Linked DNA regions of Homo sapiens: region 2 is linked to region 1. Evidence: chromatin contacts called from ENCODE Hi-C or POLR2A ChIA-PET data. All regions are on one chromosome and are shown on one strand. The core of a region is the stretch at or near the end of the contact, and the rest is flanking DNA. Distances in the headings are between cores, read along the strand shown.

Region 1 (4,829 bases), core at 2,206-4,705:
CTCTGTCACCCAGATTTAGAGTGCAGTGGCACGATCTTGGCTCACTGCAACCTCTGCCTGTCAGGTTCAAGCGATCCACCTGCCTCATGCTACACCTAGTAGGTGGGACTACAGTGGTGCGCTACCAAGTCCAGGTAATTTTTGTATTTTCACCATGGGGTTTCACCATGTTGGCCAGGCTGGTCTCGAACTCCTGACCTCGCGTGATCTGCCTGCCTTGGCCTCCCAAATTGCTGGGATTACAGGCGTGAGCCACTGGGCCAGACTTCATCCTCTGAAAACTCTTGAGAGTGAAAAAGATGGTCTGAAAAAAAAGGCTTAGTCATGGGGGGCCCATCACTGCACTCACATGAACTGCACAGCACTGCTCATAACCTAATCCTGGATTTTCTCTTTGTTTTGAAAATATACTCAGTCAATAATACTGAAGGAATCTTAGTAATTTCTTGATCTCATGACTTACAAATTAATCACCACTGCCTGGGAAAATGAAAAACCATTTCAAATTAGCACAGGTAAGAACCTGGTCTAAATTGAGCGTGCCCCACCCCACCACCAAACAAATTACATAAAACCCACCAGTTTAAAACAGTAACATAAAAAAAACTTCTTAGTTGTCAGAAATTCCTAAAGAGAATATTCCCTCATAGAGCTCCATTTGTGCCATACCTTCAAGGTATATATTTGAGTGTATGCAATTTTTCTTTAACCTTTTCACCCTTCTTAGTTAAGTGAAAACTTTTTCAAAATTGTTCTTTTTTATTCCAATTTTTAAACAAATTTCCTGTTTGCAAACCTGCCCCCCCACACCCCCAGTGTAATGCAAGTATATTAGCAGTGTATTCCGGCTTACAAATAAAAGTATTGGAGAAAATCAAAATTGCGGGCTGCCACTTTCTACATGGCTTCATCAGACCCTTAAAAACAACAGCAGGACTACCAGGCACTTGGACTTTTAAGCTATGTCCTCCCCATAAGTCTCAGTGAAACTAAACATACATTAATTACTCATATAATGTGTTCTTTCTGTATGTAACTTATTCCCTTATCCCAATGCCTGAATATTTATAAATTTGGTCATTTAGCTAAGAACATAGCCTGGTTTAAATATTTTAAATACAGTTGAACCTTCTCACAATATGGGTCCTTGGTGCATTAATTTGCAAACTCCTCAAGTCAGACTCAGTCCCAACATAACTCCACACAGAAGTGTTCTCTAAAGGATACCATTGTTAGAAGGAATGGAACTTTATTTACACTTAACCTTGTACAGGAAATAGAAGTAACAGTTTAGTTCTGTTTCGCATTAGAAAGCATATTCCCTCTGGTAATGGGAAATTTCCATAGGCTAAGGTTTATGTATCCCATTATTCCCCCGCTAAAGTTCAAAACTCACTTGGCAAACATAGAAAAGGCAACAAAAACAGGCCAATTGGAGAATGTGTAGGACAAAGGTATTCAAGGACTGAGGCAGGTTTCAGAGAGTGGCTACTCTGACCAATTGCTTTCATCAGGCTTACTGGCTTCCACTTCGGCTTCACTCACATCCATGCAGATTGCAAGCTGCTTTCTGGGAAAGAAAACTACAAAAATTCAGTATTTGGAATTGTGGATGAAACGAAATACACCTATGAACATTTCATACCAGTTTGAAAATGTCTAGCCTCCCAACTGCTCCTGCACATTTTTCTGTGATACCTAAAAATAGCCCCAGGCTTGCATTAGGTAGGGGATTGTTTTCCTTTGTGTGCAGAATTTCAGAGAGGGCTAAAACACTTAGGATTCAAGATTTTTCTATCTCTATCTATCTGTCATCTATTCATGTAATTTATCTATGTATCTAATTTTAGAGACAGGGTCTAGCTCTGTAGCACAGGCTGGAAGGCAGTGGCCGGATCACAGTTCACTGAAGCCTTGAACTCTGGGCTCAAGCGATCCTCCAGAGCACCTTGGATTACGGGTGCGTGCTGCTAATATGCCCAGCTAATTTTACAAAATTTTTTGTAGAGATGAAGTCTCAGTATATTGGTCAGCCTGGCCCTGAACGCCTGGACTCAAGTGATCCTCCTGACTTGCCCTCCCAGAGCGCTCGGATTACAGGCATGAGCCACAGCACCAGCCCGAAGATTAATAATTTTAATGCAAATATTTAACTTGATTCGTATCTATACTGCTTGAAAAATACCTTGATGCCCAGTTGCTATCGCCCGCATCCCACAGCTCAAGAGCGGCCCTGAGCCAGTGGCCTTGAGCCCCCTAAATAGCTCTTGGCACTGGAGCCTGGTAAAGAGACATGGGTAGAGCCAAAGGCGTCCAGGGAAGAGCCCCAGAGTCCTGGGAACTGGGAAGCTCCAGAGCAAGCCGCTTACCGAGCGAACACGTCGAGATATTCAGAGCGTGGGAAAATGCTGTCTAGCTCCTTCAGGTGCAACCTGCTGAACGCACTGGGGCTGAAGAGACGCCGCTAATATTGGGGTTGTGGCTCCTCCGCGGAGGAGTCCTGGGCTGGAAGCCTCAGGCTGCTGCTGCGAGGGCTCCTGGTCGCCACCGCCGCGCTTCTGGTTATCCTTGATCGTGGGGTCGGCAGCTCCCGCACAGAAGTGACTTTCTTCTTCTGCTCCAGCTCCCTGCTCGGGTTTGGACCGTATTTTCTTCTCCTCGTCTCCTCCAGCTTCAGTCACCAAAGTCCCTACAGCCTTCGCATCTGGAAAGGAGGAAAGGCAAAGAGAGATTGAGAGAGGAGACAGAGAGAGATCAGGGCGTTTGGCGCGGGCACAGGGCAGCATAGAACCGCGGCCTGAGAGAGGAGGCGCAGCAGCGTCCGGTCCACGCCCCCCTCTCCGGGAAAGTTCCCTTCTCGGGAGAGTTCCCCAAACTCTCTCCCTCCGGGGGAGTTCCCCAAAGCACCGGTCCGGGTCCCCAGACAAGCACTGACTGTCGCCTTCCTGGAGCTCATGGAACAGGAAACCCAGGCCGGGGTTGCCTGTGTCTTCGTGGCCGGATCTGGGCTGGGACCCCATCTGGGAGCGCGGTGGATGAAGCCGTGCGCCTCCACGGATTCTGCGCTGGGGTCCTTCGGCTCCTGCTCTGAGTTCCGGCTCGTGGACTTCGGGTCCGACGCCTGCAGGTGGCGGGGAGTGGGCTCCTGCCCTGGTCGCCGCTGCTTGCGGTGTGTGTGTGTGTGTGTGTGGCGGAAGGCCCTGCTGGCAGGCGCTCACGGCCCGAGTGTGGCGGTTAAGTCAGGGATGCGTTCGTGGTCAGGGCGCGGGGAGGGGTCGGACGTGTGTGGGGACTTGCGATCCATTTTGCAGCTTCGTTGACCACTCCCACTCCGGGCGGGGTGACTGCCAGAGGGAGGGGCTGAGCTGTCTGGCAGGAGTCGAAATTGAGGCAGGGGGAGAGGCAGCGGAGCGAGACACAATCTAGCCCCCGAGCCCTTGGAGAAAGTTTGCAGAACACGTTTCCGTGTGGCCCTGGAGGCAGGCGGGCCAGCGTAATGCTTCTCCAGGGCGAAGACGCCGCACGCTGAAGGCAGCGCACCTTGCAATTTGGACTGCCAGCACTGCTCTCCCCTCTGGGTAGTTAGTAACTAATGGATGAGTCTCTCTAGCTCTGGTCTGTTCCCACCCAAAGTCCGCGAATCGGACCGTAATTAAGATGAAATGATGAAGTCAGAGGCTGCATGCTAGGTTTTTGCAGCAATGTCCAGAAAGTTGAGTGCGCCACGCTCTCCAGGAGATCTGTGGAAGCAGAAGTTTGGGGCTGGGATTTGCAGAGCACTCTGGATGCTCAGGTGCAAGTTGCAAGAAACCTAACACGCCCCTTGCAAAAGCTCCAGGTACTCCACGTCAGAGTACACATAGAACCCTGCCTGGTGTTTAGTGCATCCCAGAAGGCTTACACTGCAAGTGGCCCTTCCTTTGGCGCTAGACGCGACTGTGGAGCATGCAATGTCTGCTAAGCTATGCTGGGCTCTGGCGCCTTAGGTTGCAAGCCCTCTGCAGAAGTGCCAGTGTTCACTGTGCTGGGCAGGCGCTGGGGACTTGGGTTAGCTCCCGTCTTCCCTCCATCCTCACCCACTTCTGTTACCCATCCTCCTCCTCCTGCTTCTCATTTCCTACTCTTTGTCTAGAACTATCATTCTGACCTTTTGCTCCCTACTGATAAATGTCAAATAAAAAAGAGCCAGGGCCGATTGGGACCTCTATGTTTTTCCCTTAAGAAGTGTGCCTCAGGACGATGCAGGATGTGGGTTATAGTGAACTATGATAACGCCACTGCACTCCAGCCACTGCACTCCAGCCTGGGCGACAGAGCGAGACCCTGTATTTCAAAACAAAAAAATTTAAAAATCGTGCCCCCGTACGATTCTGGGCTCGGTTGTGCGCGCCTGTAAATACTAGCTCCTCCTGTGGCTTCGGCGGGAGAATCGCTTGAGACCAGGAGTTTGAGACCAACCTGAGCAAAATAGAAAAAAACCCATCTCTAAAAAAATAAAAAACAAAATAGTTGGGCATGGTGTCATGCGCTGTCGTGCAAGCTATTCAGGAGGCTGAGGTGGGGGGATCGCTTAACCCCAGGCATTGGAGGCTGCAGTGAGCTATGATCACACCACTGCACTCCAGCGTGGGTGACTCAATGAAACCCTGGCTCTAAAAAAATAAATAAATAAAAATTAATTAATTAATTAATTAATTAAAAATAAGAATTGTTCCTTGGAATGAGTTGGTTTCCTGAATATTGGGATTATTTATCCTTTTTTTTTTTTTTGCCATGATAAACACCATTGCCATCAGACCCATTTAATAAAATAAACCATTTTCATAGGC
Region 2 (4,771 bases), core at 1,290-3,789, 480 kb before region 1:
CAGAGGGCTCAACTCAGTTGTGGGTTCTCTGAAGACTACTATGCCCAGGACATAGCTCCTGCCAAGTCTCATTGATGGCAGTCAAAAGACATTTTGCTAAAGGCAATGACTAACACTGTATGCAGTGTTCATTAGTCTTGTGTTGGGTCACTTGTTCACAAATTAGTTTCACCTATGGTAGTAAACATTCATTGACAAATGTTCTCACTTTCAGGAATTAATTACATTAAAGCAAACAATAGTGGGGCAGATCGGTGCTTCTTAATATTTGAATTAGGGTAGGGGTTAGGGCAAGGAGTCACAGGTCCCATTGGAGAACTAGTGAAAACTACAAACTTCCCCACAAAAATACACATACATAAATGTTGCATGTAATTTCTGAGGATTCACCGACACCTCTCCCATCCTGTCTAAACTCATACATAAACTCCAGATTAAAATCTCCTGGACTAGATGATTTTGAAGCTCTCTTTCAGTGTTTTTCTCAAAGTGTGGTCCATGGACCACAGAATCAGAATCACTTGGGGTGTTTGTTAAAGAAGTGATTAATAAGACTGCCACAGACCTACTGTTTCAGAATCTCTGGGGAATGAGGTACAGGAATCTGTATGTTAAAAAAAAAAAACCCAAAACCAGATGGTTCTTTTGGAAACTAACACTTGAGAATCAGTGCTTTATTCCAACTCAAGATTTTTAAATGCTTTCATCTGTTGAATATTTTAGGTTTTGTCTGTTCATCTATCAAGTATAGCAAACAGTATGCTTAGTATGAACTCATTACAGAATATTTGTGTGTATGTACATAGGAAAAATATCTGGAAGTATAGATGTGGGTGTGTGTATATATGTGTGTAAATATATATAATAATGTTAATAGTAGGAATACAGATGATCTCTATTTTTCCGCTTTATCCTTCTGTTTTATTTCTCTCATTTTTTTCTTCCTGTGTTTAAAAAAGATGCTTCTTGTTTCTGAGCTCAATTCCCCCACCTGAGAACAGGGTGCTGTAACTAGGTGAATTTCAAGATCATGTCTTGTTCCGATGGTCCGTGACTCCATACTACCCCCTAGGTTCCCTCGTCCATCTCACAGCATGAACTGCATAGGTAACAACAGTGTTTGGAGAATAAGCATGTATTATTTTTGTATGTATTACGTTTGAGATGCCTAGCAACCGTTTTTGTGCCCGCAAAATTTTTCTCTTCTTTGTCAAGGAGCCAAAACGGAAATAGTCTACTATCTACGGCCCTCAAAAGTTCCTCCTCTCTCCTTAGCCTTAGAAAATACCGTCCGCCATAGGCATGGGCAAAGACCTCATGGCTAAAACACCAAAAGCAATCGCAACAAAAGTCAAAATTGACAAATGGGATCTAATTAAAAGAACTTCTGCACAGCAAAAGAAATTAGCATTAGCGTGAACAGGCAACCTGCAGAATGGGAGAAAATTTTTGCAATCTACCCATCTGACAAAGGTCTAATATCCAGAATCTACAAGGACCTTAAACAAATTTACAAGAAAAAAACAACCCCATCAAAAAGTGGGCAAAGGATATGACCAGACACTTCTCAAAAAAAGACATTTATGCAGCAACAAACATGAAAAAAAGCTCATTATCACTGATCATTAGAGAAAGGCAAATCAAAACCACAATGAGATACCATCTCACGCCAGTCAGAATGGTGATTATTAAAAAATCAGGAAACAATAGATGCTGGCGAGGCTGAGGAAAAATAGGAATGCTTTTACACTGTTGGTGGGAGTGTAAATTAGTTCAACTATTGTGGCAGACAGTGTGGCGATTCCTCAAAAATCTAGAACCAGAAATACCATTTGACGCATGCACACGTATGTTTATTGCAGCACTATTTACAATAGCAAAGACTTGGAACCAACCCAAATGCCCATCAATGATAGACTAGATAAAGAAAACGTGGCACATATATGCCATGGAATACTATGCAGCCATAAAAAAATGAGATCATGTCCTTTGCAGGGACATGGATGAAGCTGGAAGCCATCATCCTTAGCAAACTAACACAGGAACAGAAAACAAAACACTGCATGTTCTCACTCATAAGTGGGAGTTGAACAATGAGAACACATGGACACAGGGAGGGGAACAACACACACGGGGGCCTGTCAAGGGGTGGGGGCCAAGGGGAGGGAGAGCATTAGGAGAAATACCTAATGCATGTGGGGCTTAAAACCTAGATGACGGGTTGATAGGTGCAGTAAACCACCATGGCACATGTATACCTATGTAACAAAGCTGCACATTCTGCACATGTATCCCAGAACTTAAAGTAAAATTAAAAAAAAAAAAAAAAAAGAAAGAAAAAGAAAAAGAAAATGCCGTCCGCGCATATCTCTCAGGAGCATAGGAAGGGCTGTGAACCAAAAAGCCAGGGCGTGGTCGCCCCGCCCACCGGCCGCTACATCACCACCCCTCTCGCCGCTTTCAAGCGCGGAGATTGGCTGTAAGCAAGAAAGAGCCCCGCCCCTAGTCTTATGACTCGCACTGAAGCGCCGATTCCTGGCTTTTGCAAGGCTGTGGTCGGTGGTCATCAGTGCTCTTGACCCAGGTCCAGCGAGCCTTTTCCCTGGTGTTGCAGCTGTTGTTGTACCGCCGCCGTCGCCGCCGTCGCCGCCTGCTCTGCGGGGTCATGGTGTGCTTCCGCCTCTTCCCGGTTCCGGGCTCAGGGCTCGTTCTGGTCTGCCTAGTCCTGGGTGAGTTGTCGGGCCCTCCCGATTAGTCTGTCCGCCTGGGCCCGGGGCACCAGTTCAAAGCTACAACCTGAAAGACTGGTCCGAGGGGGAGGGGGTTGAGAGGCTCAGCAGCTAACACTGGGCGGCGGCGGTTGGCCCGGGGAGGCAAGCGGTGACCTAGAGAAGGCCTGACCGACGGATGGCGGGGAAGAAGGGCCCAGGAGAGTAAGAAGGGGCCGGTAACGGGGGGTGGACGCCGAGGGAGTAGGCTGGGAGGAGTGAAGCGTGGAGAGGGTCAGCGTGGAAAGAGTAACTTGGGGAAAACACTGAGGAGTGAGCGTAGGAGGGTGGTACATGCAGATTTTGGGCGCCAGAGACAATTAGGAGAGTCTTGGTTTGCTGAGATCAGGGAAGAGTTTTGAAGATGGTGGAAAAACTATGGGGTGAGATAGGAAATTAAGAGAGAAGACCATGCCTGCCTGGAGTAGCTTGGGAGAAGTGTGTGGGTGGGGGACAGATGGGACAGATAGGACAGTAGAGCCTGAGGGGCAGGGGCAGTGACAGGGTTGGGCATTTTGAAGGTTGGAATTTGAGACTGTGAAGAAAGGATGATTCAAGAGATTAGGAGTGATGCTGGGTTTGAGTTTGGTAGTCATAGTTTTAAGGGCGAAGGAACCTAAGGTAGCTGGGGCAATTTCCAGGAAAGAAAACTTGGACCCAACCTCTGGAGACTAAGGGGTTCAGGGGGAACTTTGATGGGGAGTGCACATCTGACTTGGAGGTATTGAGGATGTCGATTTTCTCCCAGTTTTGCTACTTCCTCCCAGCCAGACGCTGACAAAAAAATCCCCAGACGTTTCAGTTAGGAGGGCCTCCCAGATGTGAGGTTTTGGGGGTGGAGTATTTGAGTTTGGTAGACTACCTCTTTGCCTTCAGAGTTTCTTCTTTTCTTTCTTCCCCATCACACAGCTAGCCTATTACCTCATATTTTGGGGGTGCAGGGAGCAGGTAGACAAACTTGCTAAGGATTGGGTTGTTACCAGGGCCTAAGAATGGCTGGATGGGGCCGGGCGTGGTGGCTCATGCCTGTAATCCCAGCACTTTGGGAGGCCGAGGTGGGTGTATCACCTGAGGTCAGGAATTCAAGACCAGCCTGGCCAACATGGTGAAACCCCGTCTCTACTAAAAATACAAAAATTAGCCGGGCGTCGTGGCACATGCCTGTAATCCCAGCTGCTTGGGCGGCTGAGGCAGGAGAATCGCTTGAACCCAGAAGGCGGAGGTTGCAGTGAGCCAAGATTGCGCCATTGCACTCCAGCCTGGGCGACAAGAGTGAAACTCTGTCTCAAAAAATAAAAATAAATAAATCAATAAATAAATGGCTGGGTGAATGTTCGCTGATTGTGTTGTGCCCTAATAGGCAGTGGGTCGCTAACAACTTTAATGCCTAAAAGTGAACTTTGACTAAAGTGTCTCTTCCTGACTTTGATTCATGCTGTGCTTGTTGCTACCCACCTGCTCTTGCTATTTGTGACTTAATAAAATAACATAAAGAACAGACCCAGATGGGAGTGGGGAAGAAATAGACATATTAGGGGTCTGAGAAAGCAGTGAGAGGTATACATTTTGTAATTCACATTTCAGTAGAATGAAATCAACACCCTGGAATAGTGATTCTCAACCAGGGGACATTTGGCAACATCTGGAGACATTTTTGGTTGTAACAACTGGGGGATTGCTTTTAGCATCTAGTGGGTAGAGGCCAAGGATGCTGCTAAACATCCTAACTAAGCACAGGGCAGCCCCTGACAACAAAGAATCATCTCCCTGAAAATGTCAATGGTGCCAACATTGATAAATCCTGCTCGAAAACCATAGTATTGGAAGGGTTCTTGATTATCTAATTCAGTGACTCTCGAGGACCTTTTCATGCGTCTGTGAAATCAAAACTTCGGAATAAGGTTAAGAAGGTATTTGTCCTTTTCTGCTGGGCACAGTGGCTCACGCCTGTAATCCCAGCACTTTGGGAGGCTGAGGCGGGCGGATCACCTGAGATCAGGAGT

The links. A loop is a pair of places that touch in the nucleus more often than their neighbours do. ChIA-PET counts read pairs that join two places held with the same protein, here RNA polymerase II (POLR2A). Pooled maps may share reads with other maps.
Region 2: a map of PC-9 shows a loop between it and region 1 (4-fold over the local background). The contact joins the promoter of LAMP2 here to the enhancer-like site in region 1. A Hi-C loop is called at or near these places in 1 of 168 maps with a recorded cell type or tissue (PC-9) and 5 of 50 pooled maps. POLR2A ChIA-PET finds 5 or more read pairs at or near these places in 1 of 52 experiments (activated CD4-positive, alpha-beta T cell).

What each region holds. Positions count from the first base shown.
Region 1 is chrX:119,989,242-119,994,070 of GRCh38, reverse strand. It overlaps the pseudogene RHOXF1P3. Among named protein-coding and RNA genes, the nearest start is that of RHOXF1-AS1, 45 kb to the left of the region's middle. Within about 2 kb of position 3,455, at least 2 of the 41 ENCODE cell types and tissues checked have a DNase peak (open chromatin) inside an H3K27ac peak, as active enhancers do.
Region 2 is chrX:120,467,064-120,471,834 of GRCh38, reverse strand. LAMP2 (lysosomal associated membrane protein 2) reads left to right here and starts at 2,539. Exons shown (of 9, transcript NM_002294.3): 1 at 2,539-2,729. The coding sequence starts at 2,666. RefSeq lists a silencer at 2,337-2,601.